Linked DNA regions of Homo sapiens: region 2 is linked to region 1. The links are chromatin loops, found by intact Hi-C in ENCODE. Cell type or tissue: dorsolateral prefrontal cortex. All regions are shown on one strand. Each heading gives the region's core, and the rest is flanking DNA. Links, peaks and the distances in the headings are about the cores only. Region 1 has its middle 9.2 kb from the start of MIR8070. Region 2 holds the start of LOC105376553 (a long non-coding RNA gene).

Evidence for each region. A loop is a pair of places that touch in the nucleus more often than their neighbours do. Peaks named below come from ENCODE experiments on the same cell type or tissue, not always from the same donor. Only the 100,000 strongest peaks of a DNase experiment are listed, where the experiment ranks them.
Region 2: it touches region 1 in a loop (2.2-fold over the local background); 7 of 110 quality-filtered maps call a loop at or near these places.

The regions. Positions count from the first base shown.
Region 1 is chr11:11,769,874-11,778,213 of GRCh38, forward strand. No RefSeq gene overlaps it. Among named protein-coding and RNA genes, the nearest start is that of MIR8070, 9.2 kb to the right of the region's middle. In dorsolateral prefrontal cortex, for the core only: no CTCF peak of the experiment used is centred there; no DNase peak of the experiment used is centred there.
Region 2 is chr11:11,637,793-11,646,132 of GRCh38, forward strand. LOC105376553 (a long non-coding RNA gene) reads right to left here and starts at 7,361. Exons shown (of 4, transcript XR_931034.3): 1 at 7,303-7,361; 2 at 4,922-4,992; 3 at 1,962-2,035. In dorsolateral prefrontal cortex, for the core only: no CTCF peak of the experiment used is centred there; a DNase peak (open chromatin) is centred at 3,409; H3K27ac peaks cover 2,070 bases.

The DNA.
Region 1 (8,340 bases), core at 327-8,326:
AGAGTTCAAGTTAGAACCCATTCATAGAGAGAGAAAGTATAATGCAAGACATAATCAGCAGGCCACCACAGGGCAGAGATGGTAGCAAATGCCCAGTTTGGCAAAGTCTCATCCTGAGTCAGGAAGTCCCAGGACTGTGGGGCACTCAAATAGTCAGAGTTCATTCTTGTCATTAGAACATCAAGTCTGGGAGTGTGACTTCACTCCAGGCTGTCCAGGTTATGGGCACCAGGCTGCTGTTGTAAGCTATGTCCTGATCAGGAATGGCTGGAGGCTTTATGAGGTCCCAAATCTGCAGATAAGAGGAGCTGAGTGAGGCCAAAACAGGTAGCAAAGAGCCTACAGATTTTGCCCAGCCTGTTTCTACAGAAGGTTCAGAAACACAGTCGTTCAGGCTCCAATTGAACCAAGACAGTGTAGTCTGACAGAATAATTATTTAAAGATGATCTTAGCCTAAATTCGTTTCTTTGGTATGATTTGAAGGAAAGTAGCAGGTTATACAGTGTCTTTTTCTAGGCAGCAAATCCAAGTTCTTGGCTCCATAACTGTCTGGCAGAAGGTTTGGGAAGGTTGGTGAGTAAGCTAGATGTGTCTTGTTTTGGAGAATTTTGCCCAGTGTCAGCTCTACTCCCTTGATGTAACCAGGCAACTGGGTGATTTTATCAAGAATGAAAAAGCAGGAAAGGTGCCCAAGTTCCATAAATCAGTGCTCTGGGAAAAGGTACACTGGGGGCTTCTGGAAGATGGTGAAGACAAAATAAAGGAAAGAAACCACTCACAATGACCATGGCACAGGGAGTAAGAGAAAGAGATGACAGAAGTCTGATGGGAATAGGAAAAGAGTCTCATTTCCTCAAGATCCATGGTGTCCAGAGATTAAGAATGTTCCTCCTAAGGCCAACTGAAGCCTAGAAAAGGACACAAAGAAGCTCTTCCCTTCCTTCTCCTCACCATCATTCAACCCTGAGTTCTTAAAAATTATACTCTATACCCATTGAATTAGTTAGAGTTTAATCAGAAAAAGAGACCAGACCCCCTCCAGGTTTTCCAAACAGGAAAGATTTTAATATAAGGAATTACACACTTATACAACCATAACCATTGGAAAGACTTGGGTAGCAAAGATTAGGGCCAGAGGTGCTGCAAACTTCAGATATTGCAGGAAAGCTACAATCTCAGCTACCTGTAGCATTGAAGCAGATGATTCATAGGAACTAACCCGACAGCTCTGCAAGCCTCTCCTTTCTCCCGCTTCCCATCTGCCCACAATTGCTGTCAGAGAATAATGGCTTCTGCTTCAACTTTCACAAGAGTTTACAGAATCTAACAGGGAACCATCCAGTAAAGGAATTCTGGGTAATGTAATTGCAGATTTCTCTATAATGATGATGTAATGATGAAGATGATGTAGAAGGAGGTAGAGAAAATGCTGAGTCAACAGCAAACAATCTGGCACCCATTGAGAATGGAGGGTTCGTGATTTCTTTTATCCTTAATGTGTGATTTTTAGATTTGAAGTTTGTTATTGATTCTGTATTGAGTATGTCTCTTTTCACAGGCTTATCCTGAGTGTTTACAAAATGGCAAGAGATTGCTAGCTTATTTATTCATGCATTCTCTGAATACTTGCTGAGCTCTTTTTATGTGCCAGGTGCTGTTCTAGGTGCTGGGGACATATTGGTGAATAAAACAGACAAGATCCCTGCCATCATAGGCTTACATTCTAACCAGAATGTAAGACAGTAATAAAGAGGAAAATGAACAGGGTAATTTCTTTTTTTAACAGCTTTAGTAAGGTAAGTTTCACATATCATAAAATTCACTCATTTTCAGTGTACAATTCAATGACTTCTAGTAAATTTACTGAGTGGTACAACAATCACTATAGATAAGTTTTAGAACATTTTCATCCCCCTGGTAAAATCCCTCAGGTCCATTTACAGTTAATCCCTGTTCCCACCCCCAAGCCCAGGCCACCACTAATCTACTTTCAGTCTCTATAAATTTGCCTTTTCTGGGCACTTCATAGAAATGGAGTCATTCCAGTAACTTCAATTTGAGATAAATATGATTCCAGTGAATCAGAGAGATGTGACAGAGCTACTGGAGCAGCAGAAGGACTCCTGCTTATTTGGGACAGTGGAAGAAAACTTTCCGAGAAAGACCAACATTTGAGCTGAGATACACCTTGTCAGATATATGAGACATATATTGTCAGGACCATGAGGTAGAGAATGGGTTGCTCCATATTAAATACACTAAAATACACCAATACACAATACAAATCGTGGCTTGGAGATGATGGGAGAGTTTCCTTCCTTCTCACCAGTCACTGTGTTATGGCAACAGTCATGCCCAAGGAAGGCAGTCTCGGGAGACCTGTGGGCACCTGGAGGAGCACAGTCTTGTGGAGAGAACTCAAAAAGAGATGGAAGACTTGGAAGAAAGGGATAAAGGCCTCTGTCTTCCCTGTAAAGAACATAGTCCTCAGACTCTACTGACAAAGCCCAGTGCCCTACCAGAAGACCCAGCACAAGAAGAGATGGTACCAAACAAGAGCATCTACTTCAACTCCTCCCCTGGCCCAGAAGCTAGGCCAGAGCACAGCAAACTTTCAGCCATCAGAGCAGTATCAGGGAGGCAAGGGTTAAGACTTTGGGATCAGACAGTTTTTCAAATTCACTTCCTTGTTATGACCTGAGTTGCCATTTCTCCATCTGTGAAATGGGAATAAAAACTCATCTCACAGAACTATTTTGAGGATGAAATGTGGTAATATATGGAGGCAATTGATCCAGTGCTTACCACACCATAAGTCCTCAATATGTGACACTATTTGTTACTTTGAAGGAAGGAACAGCACACTCAAGAACTAGATAGGTAAAGGAGAACATGAGGTTATACCCTATTTGGTAGATCAGTGTTAACTACTCCAGCGGCCACATGCCTTCTAAAAAGAAGGCTACCAGGGCTGCTACCAGGCAAATAGAGTAAAATGACTTGTCTCTCAGAAGCAGCCAGGGACAGGTAAGACTGAACCAATTCTGCAAATGCAGGAGCTTAGAGTACAAGGTGACTATGAGGTTAAGAACCACCACCCCACCCAGGGAATGCACTAAAATCTTGGGGAGTCTATTGGCTATCTACTGAGATGCAATGTGGGCTAGGCCCAGTCTTATCATAAGGAGCAAGAAACTCAACAGAAATCAGAGTTAGGGCAGCTATGATTATTATCACCCACACAGCCCAATTTGACAGATGAGAAAACTAGCCATTAAAGAGCTAAGCAGATAAGGAGGATGAAGCTGTGGGCCTTCAAAAGCTAAAAACATGAAGTGAGGGAGGGGACAAAACCATGACCTGGGGACTCTGCAGTATTCTCATCACTATCTCTCCAAATTCCTTTTCCTGAAACCGAGACAAAAACCCTAAAAGGATTGTCTTTAGCTAGTAAAACCCATTAACAGGATGAAAGTAGCACCTGCAGTGTCTGCATGGGTCATTGCTTGCATAGAGTTTCATTTCAGAATTCAATTCAGTAAATAATTCAAATGAAATACAAGGAAATTCACCCCTTAGTCCTGGGGCTTTCAAAAGGTGATATTAATTAATACTGATGAAAGTCAGCCAGCAACCAACTATCTTTCTCTGCCATCTTCCAAGGGGACTGTTTTTACTTCTTTTCAAAATCTGTAATAAAAGACTTTTGAAGAGGCCTGCCATGTAAAATTTATTCAACTGAGCCCAGCCCTAAATGAAGATAGCATTGGCCTTCTCTGACAGAGGAGATAACTGAACAACACTCCATGATTAGAAGACAGAGAGGCGCATGTTACCACTTTCAAGAGCAAAGTCTCAGCAGTCATCAGAGCCAGATTAAATCCTGGCGCTGCCACTTAACCAAGTCATTTAATCTCTCTGTGCCTCAGTTTCTTTCTCTGTAAGAAAATGGGACAAATAATAGTTCCTACCTCATAGACTTGTTATGAGAATTAAAAGAGATAATTCATGCAATGCATTTTGTAGAGTACTTGTCAAGTTATTAGTGCAATAGATCATATATTCAAACATAAGTGGTTGCCATGGACCATGCTGGGAGCTGGGGCACGGGCATTCCTGGTGTAAAGGAACAGGTGTGGGGCTAGGAGAATGCATGCCTGAGTTTCAGTCCTGGCTCTTCCCTTGACTAGTTGTTCAGACGTAGTTGAGTCCCCTCACCTCCTTGAGCTTCAGTTTCCTCACCCAGAAAATGGGAGTGACAGTACATAGCCCAGGCTTATGATGAGGAACAAACAAAATCATGATTTTTGTAAAGCACTCTAAAAGTACAAAAGATATTATTACTGACTTGTGGATTACTTGGGCATTTTGTTTCTCTTCTTTTTCTCATTTGGTCTGCTCCTTTTGGGCCTATTTTCTTTTCTTCATGTTACCAAACCAGGAGTGACTGAAGGGAAGGAGGGCAGATTGCACATACCTCAGTCTATTTCATCAGAGATTGTTAAACTGTATTTTTGGTGAGAGAAGAAGTTGAAGATGTGATTGATTCATGGCAGAGATCCTGAAGAGGTGGTACATGTCCATTGTTCAGGGTAAATTGAGGTTAGTATGAAGAGATCATATTTGGGAATGAGATCTGTGTTTCAACTTTTAAAAAATTATTATTCCACTCCCTTTCTATCTGTGTGACCATAGATGAGTTACTTAACTTCTCTGAGTCTCAATTTCTTCATCTATAACACTGGCATAAATATACCTAATATGTAGAGTTGTCAGCTTTAAACATAAAGTAGGCAAGATACACTGTCTAGACATATTGGGTGTTCACAAGTGGTAGTTATTCTAAATTGAAATCTTTACATCAAGTCTTTCAAATCCTAACTATGGTAATGAATTTTTAGCACTACTTTATGAAATACAATAAAGTCCCAGCCGGCAGACTCAAGTGCCACTTCTTCATTATCCTCCTTTTCCCTTCAGACCCCTGCTTCTTGCCTCAAACATCACCTTATAATTCATCAAGTCACAGGATTTCACATAGTTCTTTGTGGTATCTCCGGAGCTTCTTCCTTTCAAACTAGTGTCTTTGTCCTTCACAGAGGCAAGAATCTATGGGATTAATCACTCTCCAGAACTGGTGTTCTATCAATAGAGGGATACTGAGTGCTACCATGTGCAAGTTAGTATTCTGCAAAGCCCCAGGGATAGGTAATCATGCAATGCACAGTCCCTGAGCCTCTAGAGAGAGAGGCCTGTCCAATCCACAGTGGCAGTGACATAGGGCCAGGGCTGTGACAGCACAAACCCAAAGCTCTGAGAGAACCAACACTACTGCTGGACAGCCAGAGATGACAATCCTTAGGCTGGGCCTCAGAGAATAGGCAAGAGTTTGACAGGTGGTCAATGGAGGTTAAGGACTCCAAGCAGAGGAACCATACGTGCAAAGGCACAGAGACTTGGGAATTCTGAGAAGTTGGGGTAGGCTGGAAGATGGTAGATTAGGAAGGTGGTAGAAGAAGAGATTGGAAAAGCAGTACAGGAAAAGTTGTTAAGGATATGAACTAGAACAGTGGTGCTGAAGAGGGAAAAATATATATAAAAGACATCTCTGAGGTTGCATCATCAGTTCTTGGCAACCAAAGACACTGGCAAAGGAATGAAGAGGAACATCTAAGATGACTCTCAGGTATGTGACTTGGAGGTGTGTGGAGTGGGTGGTGGCTCCATTGGCTGAGATGGGGTCCTCACAGGAAAAACAGGGAGGTGTGCATTTTGAGCTCTATCTAGTATCTGTTGAATTTCAGATGCATGTAAGTACCTTCCATGCCAGGTGGGTTCCCAGTCAAAATATGTCCAAACTGTAACTCTGTTTGAGCTCTGCCATCTGTGCTGGTTGAAGCATATATCCTTCTCCCTAAGTGGCCATGTCCACTTAAGGCAGTTAGATCTGCGAAAGTGTCTGGACTGAGCATAAGGCTTGAGCAGTCATCTTCATTAATGCAGTCACTGAAACTGTGAGGTAGAAAAGGCCCTTTTTTGAGCCCCAGATCATAGCTCCTGGAAGAGGGAGGAACTTGTGAAAGGAGCTTGATGAATTACTGCTACCTGGTTGATTCTTTTGACTCAGCTCTCCCCCTCCCTACATCATCTTTTCTATAGTTTTCACGTCTTTCTTCTTTTCATCTCCTCCTGCTTCTCCTTTGCAGCTCCCGGTGAATGCTTGATGAATCCTGGCTTAGCGAATAGGCTAAACCCTCCACTTAGAAAACAAGCCCTAGCTTTTATCTTCCTCTGCGGTTTTGGGTTTGCCAGAATCAAAGTAACATTAGCACGATTTGTTTGGATTAGCATGAAGACTTCTAGTCCACTCCTTTGCAATATTCCATATTTTAATAACTTTAATAATTACAGCTTCCTTTTTCTAATTAAGAGCTTAGAGAGAGACCTTGGAGAGGGACCAAAACAGTGGTGTTTGGTATGGTGGCAAATAGGAAGAAAAGTTCGCATAGCAGAATCAATATTCGGAGCTGGCTATGAAGCACTTGGATTTTAATTCTGTGAACATTTATTGTGCCCATGCTGTGAACAAGGGCTTGAATGCTGGAGATTACAGATGTGCAGAAGGTTCCTCTGCAAATCTGTTTGTTTGGGATCCAATTAGGATGCCTTGGGTTGCATTCTGACAATAGCATTAATTCTGTAACAATATTCTCCTGGTGATGTGGTCAGCAGGCCCTAGCATTTAGGGTAAAGTCCAGACCACCTTGACTCTATCTCACTGCTCTGACTTCAGAGATAGGCACTGATGGCTAAGCAGAAGTTCCCACAGGGGAGTTGCCTTCAAACTACAGAAGGTGCATCCTATCCTCTGCTCCAAGAACATCTATCACATTAGGATATGTTCTCTTCACCTGAAGCTAACCTAAAGGGCCCAGCAAACCCTCAGAACCCTCGCTGTAGCTTTTTCCATTGCCCAGCACTGCGTGAATGTGGAGTGAAGGCCACACGATGAAAGCACAGCCCTCTAGCATGGGATGAACCCAGAGCCTCAAGAGGGCAAAGTATCGTCCATGCTGGCAAAGCTGCCAGCCTGGAGATCAGAGCAGGAGGCGGATCTTCTGCTCCTAATTGACAACCCAGCCACAGCCTTTACACAGTGTGACTTTCTATTTGAAGCCCAGCTCAGGAATGAACTGTTCTGGGATCAGTTCTGGGATCTTCCACGTCACAGACCCAGAGTCACCATCCTCTTCCCTCCTGAAGCCTGTCTTCAAGAGCTGAAAAGCTTTTATTTTCAACTCTCACATGAGGGATTGTGGATCCCCCTTTTGTGTCAATCATACTACACCTACTCTTTTAACAAAATCTATCTTTAGTGCCTTTCGAAGGAAGACCCACCAACGGATTCGACTTCTATCTTTCTAAGGAATGCCAGTCTCGGATTCAGAGGTAGCTTTCTACATCTTCTCACTGAAGAGACAAAAATGCACAAATTCAGTCTCAAGTGGGCCACCCTTCTGGCAGAGACTCTAAACCCCAGAGATAAGTTTGGTGCCACCTCTGCCTCAGAGGAATCAGACAGACATGGGCAATACACTCTTACAAGGCAGAACTGACTACATGCAAAATACAGGCTCAAAAAAGCTCACATACTTCTGACATGGTGACATGGTAAGTTGGGAACAGTTTCACAGAGGAGGTATTCCATCTGGGACCTTGAGGATAAGAAAGATTTAATAGATGAATATTAAGGGAAATGGCATTCTGGGGTCAGGGTGCAGAATAAGCCAGTCAGGGGAGCTTGAAAATGCAAGCTCTATTTAGGGAATAATGATGGGTCTGGTATTGATAGAGTAGGATTCACACAGGGCTGAATGGGACAAGAAGCTGAAAATGTCTAATGACACCCAACCAGAAGACCTTTAGTGCTGTGATAAGAATTGGTTCTCTATGCTGTAGGGGATGGAAAACCACCTGCGCAGGTTTACAAAGAGAGGAGTGGTCCAGTCCGATCTTTCCTCAGCAAATGAACTTTAGGAGAACCACTGCTTATCCATGTGAGGGATGAAGAAATAAGCAGCAGGCCAGCAGCTTGAAAGCTATTGCTACCAGCCAGAAAATGAGAGACAAAACCAGGGTAAGGGCAGTAGGAAGCAAAAGGAGAGATGGTACAGAGTATTAGTCAGTTTCTGCAATTGACTAGCTGAGGTGTCATTGTCTGGGTAAACGTTTGGTCTGCCTCACTTGAGTATAAGTCCCTTGAAAACAGAAACCATGTCTTACTCATCGTTGTGCCTTTGGTGCTTTACAGGATACCTGGCAGACTGGTGACTGTCATT
Region 2 (8,340 bases), core at 218-8,217, 130 kb before region 1:
CCAGTGCCTGTACTGCCCCTCCAGGGACATATAGAGATGTGTGTGTGTGTGTGTGTGTGTGTGTGTGTGTGTGTGTGTGTGTATGTGTTCACAATGAATGACAAAGAATGGAGCATGAGTGCAGAAACGTTACATATGGTGCTATATATGGGATAGACCTGCCCAATAAATTGTCTTGCTCTGAATGCCCATTGATAAACTCTAGAAGAAGAGAAACTTAGGAGTCAGTCTAGAAATTATTTTCTTTCATCATGACCCACCCCTCAACACACACATACTAATAGTCTCAAAGTCCTGTGGCTTTTTAGTCCTCCCTAGCACTACGTCCAGGTCTGACCATTTCTTCTTTTCACCATGTGCTATTTGTCTTCGGCTTCCTGGCACCTAACACTGTGCTTGGAGCAGAGTGGGTGATTGCTAATGTTTGTTGAAACCAATGGAACTGCTTAATCCTGTGGGATAAATGCTCCCTGTACAATGCCCTTGCCTTGAATGAAAACAGTTGATGCCCTCCTTACTTGTGATCTCAACATGAACATTTCCCCCAGGTCCCTGCAAAGTTGGTGATTGCTGCTTGGTTTCTTCACTCCATTAGGAGCACCACGCTTCATCATCAGTTGCTGTTCTCTTCAGAAACTCTTTATGTTGCCCAGCATCCTTTGGGTAATCAGAACAAATATAATGTCTTTACTGCATCTATTTGTCACTTGGAATGCATGGGGAGCCTTCACGGAAAATTTCCTCAGGTTCACATTTCCCTTCAGAACCAGTCTATTCTTCATCTACATTTAACTCTTGAGTCACCACTCTCTCTCTCTCTCTCTCTCTCTCTGTCTCTCTCTCTCTCTCTCTCTCCCTCTCTCTCACACACACACACACACACACACACACACCACATTCAGAGCAAAAATGGGAGGAGCCTTGGACTGAGAGCAAAGAAAACCTACATTCTGGCCTAGGTTTTGATATTATCTTACCTTAAGTAAGTAAATTGACCTCAGTTTTCTTCATTTATGAAATAAGGGAGCTAATTTAGTAGTTTCCAAATCAGTTTTCATGGAGCCTAAGAGTTCCTTGCAGGTACCTAGGGATAACACTGGGCATGAGTGAAAGCTCACACACACACACACACACACACACACACACACACACACACACAATGCTAGTCAACAGTGGTGTTCACTAAATATTTTCAGTAGGAAATAGCTTCTGGGCATATGGTAGGATTGCGCTTCTTGGCCTCTTTGTGGTTATGTAGGGCCATGTGACTGATGTTGACCAGGGCAACCTGGGTAGAAGTACTCTGTGTCACTTTTTTTAAACTGGAGCATTTAATTGCCAATGCAACATTTGTCAGAGTTGTACTTTTCTTTCATCATGGTAACCATCAGTGATCAAAATGGGAGCTGCTCCATCAGCTTGGGACCCGAAGCAGGGAACTGTAGAGTTGACCGAGTCCGTCCATGATAGACATACAGCATGAACTGGAAAAGTCTTTGTTGTTATAACAGCTGATAAAATGTTTGGATTGTTTGTTACTGCACATAACCTAGCCTATCCTAATTAACATGTTCTCTCTGTCTCTCTCTCATTCTCCCCAACCACAGCAACTCTGTATTTGTTTTACATGTTAGCTTTCTGCATAAGATTTTGTTTGATAGAAGAGTCCAAGAGCTTAAAAGAATTTGAAACTCTCCATCAATGTGATTTTTGAGGCCCCTTCCAGTCAGAAATCTATGGTTCTATACAGATCCTTCCAGCACTCCAGCTATCTTCCCTATCATCTTTACGTATTTTGACTTTATTTCCTCTCCATAAGCTTCTGTTAATTTGATAATTATCTCTCACAGAGATTTACCTTCACGTACAATTTTATGTCAATTTTTGGATCTCAAAATGATGACCCACTTTTTCTTCACCACATGTACTTTCACTTATCACAACCATCAGAACAGACTTACCTGCCAAAGTTGACGGCTCCACTCTGACAAGGTGGAGACTTTTTGTGAGCTGTCCCCATACTGTCTTTGTTTCCCTGAGATGCAAATGAAAATATGTGCCTTTACTTTAGAATTATAGCTAGTCTGAGTGTTTTAGTCAACTAGTATCCCCCACTGGGCCTACTCAGAAGTCTATGTAAGAAAGATTTCTAATAAACTTACTGATTTTTTAATATAGTGAATACACATAATATCAATGTTTCTTTAATAGTCTGGTGGCTTCTGAAATCTCCCTTTTTCAAGAACCACCTAGACCAGAGGGGTTGCTATGGATAGCTTAAATAAGATACCAACTGAAACCTGGGAGATAAATTAAATCAATAGTTATCAAATTTTCTGGTATCTAATAATCAATCTAATAATCTCCCCCTACAGCCCCCACCAAGTTTCTAATTCATTTGATCTGAGGTGATGGCCTGGAATCTATATTTTTAATAAGGGACTCTGATGGAGATGGTCACAGAACCACAATTTGAGAAATGTTTAGGCTTGATCTTTCAGCTGTTCTTAACCATAGGAGTCTGTGGTTAATTTCAAATTCCAGTGTATACAAGAGATTCAAAACATTCAGCTAAAAGTACCGCAGGAAAACCACTGGTCATTTCTAAATATTTCTTCCTTGGTAGTGGAACCAAGGCATGGGAATGAAGGAGCTGAGATTTCACCCAGTAAGTAAGGGATCTACTGGAGATGAGGGGGAGGTCTCTTATCTAATGGTACCAGTGATGCCAAATCAGAGCCCAGAGCTGGTAAGTTGCTATGGTGGGAGAACCAAGATGAGGAAGACAGCCAAAGCAGGTTCTGAAAGTGAAGCATAAAGACAGGAAGACGAGGAGGTGAACATAAGAGTGGCAGATGCAGGCAGTTTCTGGAGGAGAGCACTCAGTGAGTCCTAGAGACAGGCACAATGGCTTAGATGTAGAAAACTAAGGCAAGCCAATAGGAACAAGCCCACTCAAGTAATTCACTCCCTGGGGTAAAGAAAAGGAGTTTCTGGGGACCAGATCTCATGAAAATTGGCCTGGGTTTTAACCCAAAGTGACCAGGAGTGGGAGGAGCTGAAAGATAAGTATAATCCATCACTCAGGGAAGAACCAAGAGTTAAGCCAAATAAATCTGGTGGATAAGTTAAAGTATTAACTTGATGGAGCTAGGAATAGGAGACAAGCTTTTAGAAGCTAAAAATTTGGGGAGCTGGTAGAAACCAGATTGGGGTAGAGAGTACAACACCAGAGCGGGAGTGAAGAGAGAGGTCAAAGGCAATTGCCCTATTGCTGCTATGAGGCTGGCCTCTCGTTTTGGTCCCACGTGGTGTGGAGTGGGTTGGCCTGGTTTGAAGACAAATAAGCCAGGCAGTGACCTGTCCCCACTGGATCACAAAAAGCATGGGGCCCTTGTACCCAAGGCCTCTTTTCACAGCCAGAACTTGGCTGAGGTCTATTCATCCAGCTTGGCAATGCAACAGGCTGAGCTATCAGCTGCCAAGCTCAGTATTGAGGAGTCGGAGTAGATGGTCGGGATTACTTGGGGCATGCAATTTGCCAGGCTCATGTTTGGCAAACAAACACAGCCTAATAGAGAGACAAAAGGTTTGAGAACAAAGAAGGTCTGCATTCTCTCCTTCCTCATCTTCTTTTTCCTTCCCTTATAGGATGCCTTTGCTGAAACAATGGGCCATGGCCCAGTAATTCCACTGAGGCTGTGTTCATTGTTTCTCATCACAAATTTGGGCACATCCTTCCCCAATTAAAAATTCTTTGTGCTAAAGGAGAAAATAATTTAGGGCTCATTACAGTTTTGTTTCCAAAGCAGTTAATAGAATATGGTAGATAATGGAGGGAGAAGGCAGAACTGGGCTGGAAAACTGGAAAATTGACTCCAGTCCCAGTTCTGACATTCCCAGTTCAGCCATGTGATTTTAGGCAAATCACTTCATCTCTTTAGGCTTTTGTTTCCTTGTTTGTGAAAGGAAGGCTATTGAGTCATAGTTTCTAAATGTCCTTCCAACTCAGACATTCTCTGACGTCCATGATTTGAAAAGCCTGGATTGCACTTCCTTCCTACCTAACAGGAAAGCTTAGAAAGATGGAGCTGCCTCACCTTGCACAAATAGGTGCTTAATTGTTGGATGAATGAATGGAAGGATCAGAGAATAAGTGACACCCAATGACACACATTCTGGGACATCTTCATGAAAGGGTTGCCAAACCAAGATGAGAAAGACACCAAACAGGTAATGAACATGAAGCATAAAGTAAGTCAGGGAAATGGGGAGGTGGACACATGAGTGGTAGAAGTAGATCCACCTTTGACCTCCACAAGTGGGAGCTCCATTGATGCTAAGTCATAGAATCATAATTACAGAGGTTCAGAACTCAAATGAACCTGAAGACCACTGTCATGTCAAGCCAACCCATTTAACAGGTGGAGAAATAAGACTAGGAAAAGTGACTTGCCTGTGGTCCCAGAGCTAGCTCACAAAAGAGAGCTAGGAGCCAGCTCTTCTGCTTCTCTCCCCTGTGCTTTACCTCTGCACTGTGCTGCCTCACATTTTATGAAAGAGCAGCAAAAAAATGGAGCTGAAGCTTTAGGTAAGGGCCCAGAGTTGATAACCCAATGTGACTTTAATGGCAATACTGGAGAAAAAGACCTCCCAGAATGTTTCAAGAAAATACCTCTTATCCCAACCTATGTTCCTTCCTCCCATCCCTCAATTACAACTGAATAGGGACATAGAGCAGCAGGTTCTGCAAAATGCATACCCCATAAGAGAAGATGACCAGAAGTAAAGACAGAAAGAACTAATTTTAGTGGTATTCTGGGAATAATTCAAACAGATTTTGTTTTATTGAGAACAGTCATGAGCAGTGGCAAAAGTTAGAGCCTCCTTCTCTCTCCAGAACTGCGAAAAACCCCCTTACCATCTGGCCAGTGGCTTTGTCAGCTGACTTTCTCATGAGACATCCAACTCCCTAGACTTCAGGTTTTCCTTCTATGAAACAGAGAGGGACAGAGCCAGTAATATTCTAATGAGGTTCATAGATAACCAAACACCAGATTCATCCACTCAAAACTGCCTTTATTACATTCTCCCTGCTTAAAAAAATCTCTTGTGACTCCCTGTGGCCATGTTCATTCTACTCAAGAAACTTTGCTTATTCAGTTTCCTTGCTGTCTAAGTCCATTTTCTGTTGCTGTAACAGAATATCTAAGACTGGGTAATTTGTAAAGAAGAAAATATTATTTCTTACAGTTCTGGAGGCTGAGAAGTCCAAGGTTGAGGAGCTGCCTCTGGTCTGGTGAGTTCTGGTGAGGAACTCGTGCTGCATCATAACATGGCGAAAGGCATCACAGGACAAGAGGGGTGCGCTGAGAGTCAAACCGGCTTTTGTAACAGACCCACTATCGTGATAACTAACCTACTCCTATGATAGCCCATCAATCCATTAGCCCATTAATCCATGCATGAATTGATCCAGTCATGAGAGCAGAGGCCTCATGATCCAGTCACCTCTTAGAGGCCCCACCTGATAATACTGTTACAATGGGGATTAAGTTTCAATGTAAGTCTCAGAAGGAACAAATATTTAAACCATAGCACTTGTCTAATATGAAGAGTTTCTTGATCACTCAGAAGAGGACGTTCCTTCTTGCTTTCTGCATTTGTGGTCTATAATACTCATTTGGCACCACGTACATGATACCTCGAATTATAATCTTATTGTTATTTCCAGATGAGATCACTTACTATCTGTGGTAGACAGAATAATGAGCCCTTGAAGATGTCTACATTATAATCCCTAGAACCTGAAAACATATTATGTTACATGGTGAGGGGGAATTACAGTAGCAGAGGGAATTAAGGTTGCTAGCCAGCTAACCTTATGATAGGGAGATTATCCTGGGTTATCCAGGAAAGCCCAATATAATCAAAAGAGCCCTTAAATGAAGAAGAGCGGGGGCAGAAGAGCCATAACTAAAAATATAGCATTGTCATAAGGACTCAACCAGGTATTGCTGGGTTTGAAGATGAAAGAGATCACCTTCTTGGAGGTCTCTAGAAGCTGGGAGGGGGAAGAAAACAGATTCTTCCCTACAGCCTCCAGAAAGAAGACAGCCCTGCGAACATGTTGATTTTAGCCTAATGAGACTCTTCAAACTTCTGACCTCTAGAGCTACAAGATAATAAATTTGAGTTGTTCTAAGCTACTATATTTATGGCAATTTCTTACAGCAACAATAGGAAATTCATATGCTGCCTGTTATATCCTACACTTTTATGCTAAACTGTTCGATGTCATAGACTATAGTCAATATTTTTTTTTTCTAGCTACCAACTAGTACTGGACACAAATTAAGCAACCAGTGGATGTTTTTCTAAGCAAGTGAATAAATGAATGAATGAATGATTTGGAGTTAAAACAACTTGAATATTACTCAGTCAATCAAATAATAGATAGACCCCAAAGTATAAAAATCTCTTGAAAGCAGACTCAGATGTCTGGGTAAAATATGCTATTATTTCATGGGTATTTCTTATGTGGGTGATTTAAAAGTCTCATTATTGTTATTATTTTTCCAAAACCATATGATACTTTGGGAATAAGTTTGGTCTTGAAGTCAGAAGACCTGGAACAAAGACCTTCTGTTGACACATATTAGCTGCATGACCTTGCATAAGTCATGTAATTTACCGGGCCTCAATCACACCATCTGTAAAAGAAAGATGCTGTCCACTATCTTGAGAACCCCCCAGGGTTGTGGTGAGGACAAATGAGACAATGCAGAAAAACAGGGCTGTGAAAACTGTCAAATGCTGTGCAAATGGGTGGAGTTGTCATTTGCCACACTCCTCTTTAGACTAATTTTTTAGATAACAGGGATTTTTATTAGTGCCTCTTCTATGCTCACTTTGTTACATGAGTCCTTGTTGGAGAAATGTAAGAAATAAAAGCTTGGAAGAGTTCATGGTTCAAATGAGAGACTAGGAGGGAATAAGACAATTCATTCAGTTTGTACTCTGGTCTATAAGCCCACCTGCACCTGGTTTGGCCCTAGGCACTGAGGGACCAGGTACTGCTGAGAATGGGCAATGAGCCTCCTGGGACAAATCACAGTTCAGTGAGTTGACACCCAGAATCCAAAGTTAACCAACTAAAGAGAAGGACGTTTCTTCTGGGGGAAGCTTTATCAGGTAGCTGGTTCCATTCCTGATACAGAGTGTTTTAGTTCATTTTCTGTTGCTATAACAGAATACCACAGACCGGATAATTTATGAAGAAAATGAACTTATTTGGCTTACGGTTCTGGAGACTGAGAAGTCCAAGAGCATGGCACTAGCATCTGGTGAGGGCCTTCTTGCTGCATCATAACATGGTGGAGGGCATCACATGGCAAAAGGGTAACAGCAAGAGAGCAAGAGAGAACTCACTTTTATAAGACATCCACCACCAAAACAACAAACCCACTGTTGTGATAGTGACATTAATCCACTCATGAGAGAAAAGCCCTCATTAATCTATTAATCTATTCTCAAGGGCATAGGGATTAAGTTACCAACACATGAACTTTTGGGAAACACATTCAAACTATAGGACGGAGCACTCATGGAGCAACTTCTACCTGCTAGAAAAGCATTGCAAGCTTTTTCTTTATTATCTGGGATCTCCACATACCCATGGCTCAATGGGGCTGGAATATGGAAGAAGCAGAGGACTTGAGCACACCCAGACACAATCCCTGGAAGATATCTGGCCCTCAGAACTAATGCCTTTTATTTCCCAGGGAAAATTTTATTTCTTTGAGAAGTTAAGTCATTTAGGCTGACAACAGGGTCTGCCTCAGGCAAAAAGCTGAGGATGGAGAAGTTGCTCTTGTATAACACCTTACTTCTCAAAGAAAAGTGCTCTAGATGCCCTCCCCATCCCCCATTTGCTTAAAGAGTCAAAAGCATTTATAATCCCATCACTCTACAAATAATCTCATTTAAGAAATAAAAACATATGACACAAAGCTCTTCATCTCCATTCCCATTAGCCTCGAATTCTCCTTACAACTCTTCCCAGCTTCAGAAATGTGGGATAAAGTCTCCTTCTAACTATTTAAATCTAATTTCTTACTTGTGCTTTTGATCCTACACTAATCCATAAATGCAAAAGGAGAAAAATGCTACAGGCACAAAAAAGTGTTCATTATAGCAATATCAATAAAAATTATGTAACCTAGAATTCTGATTACAGATGGCAGTTTGCTAGCATGTGCTTATTGCTTCTTCATTCTGTGTTCCCACTAATATGATAAAAAGAATAATTTAAAACATACACACACACATAGAGAATGA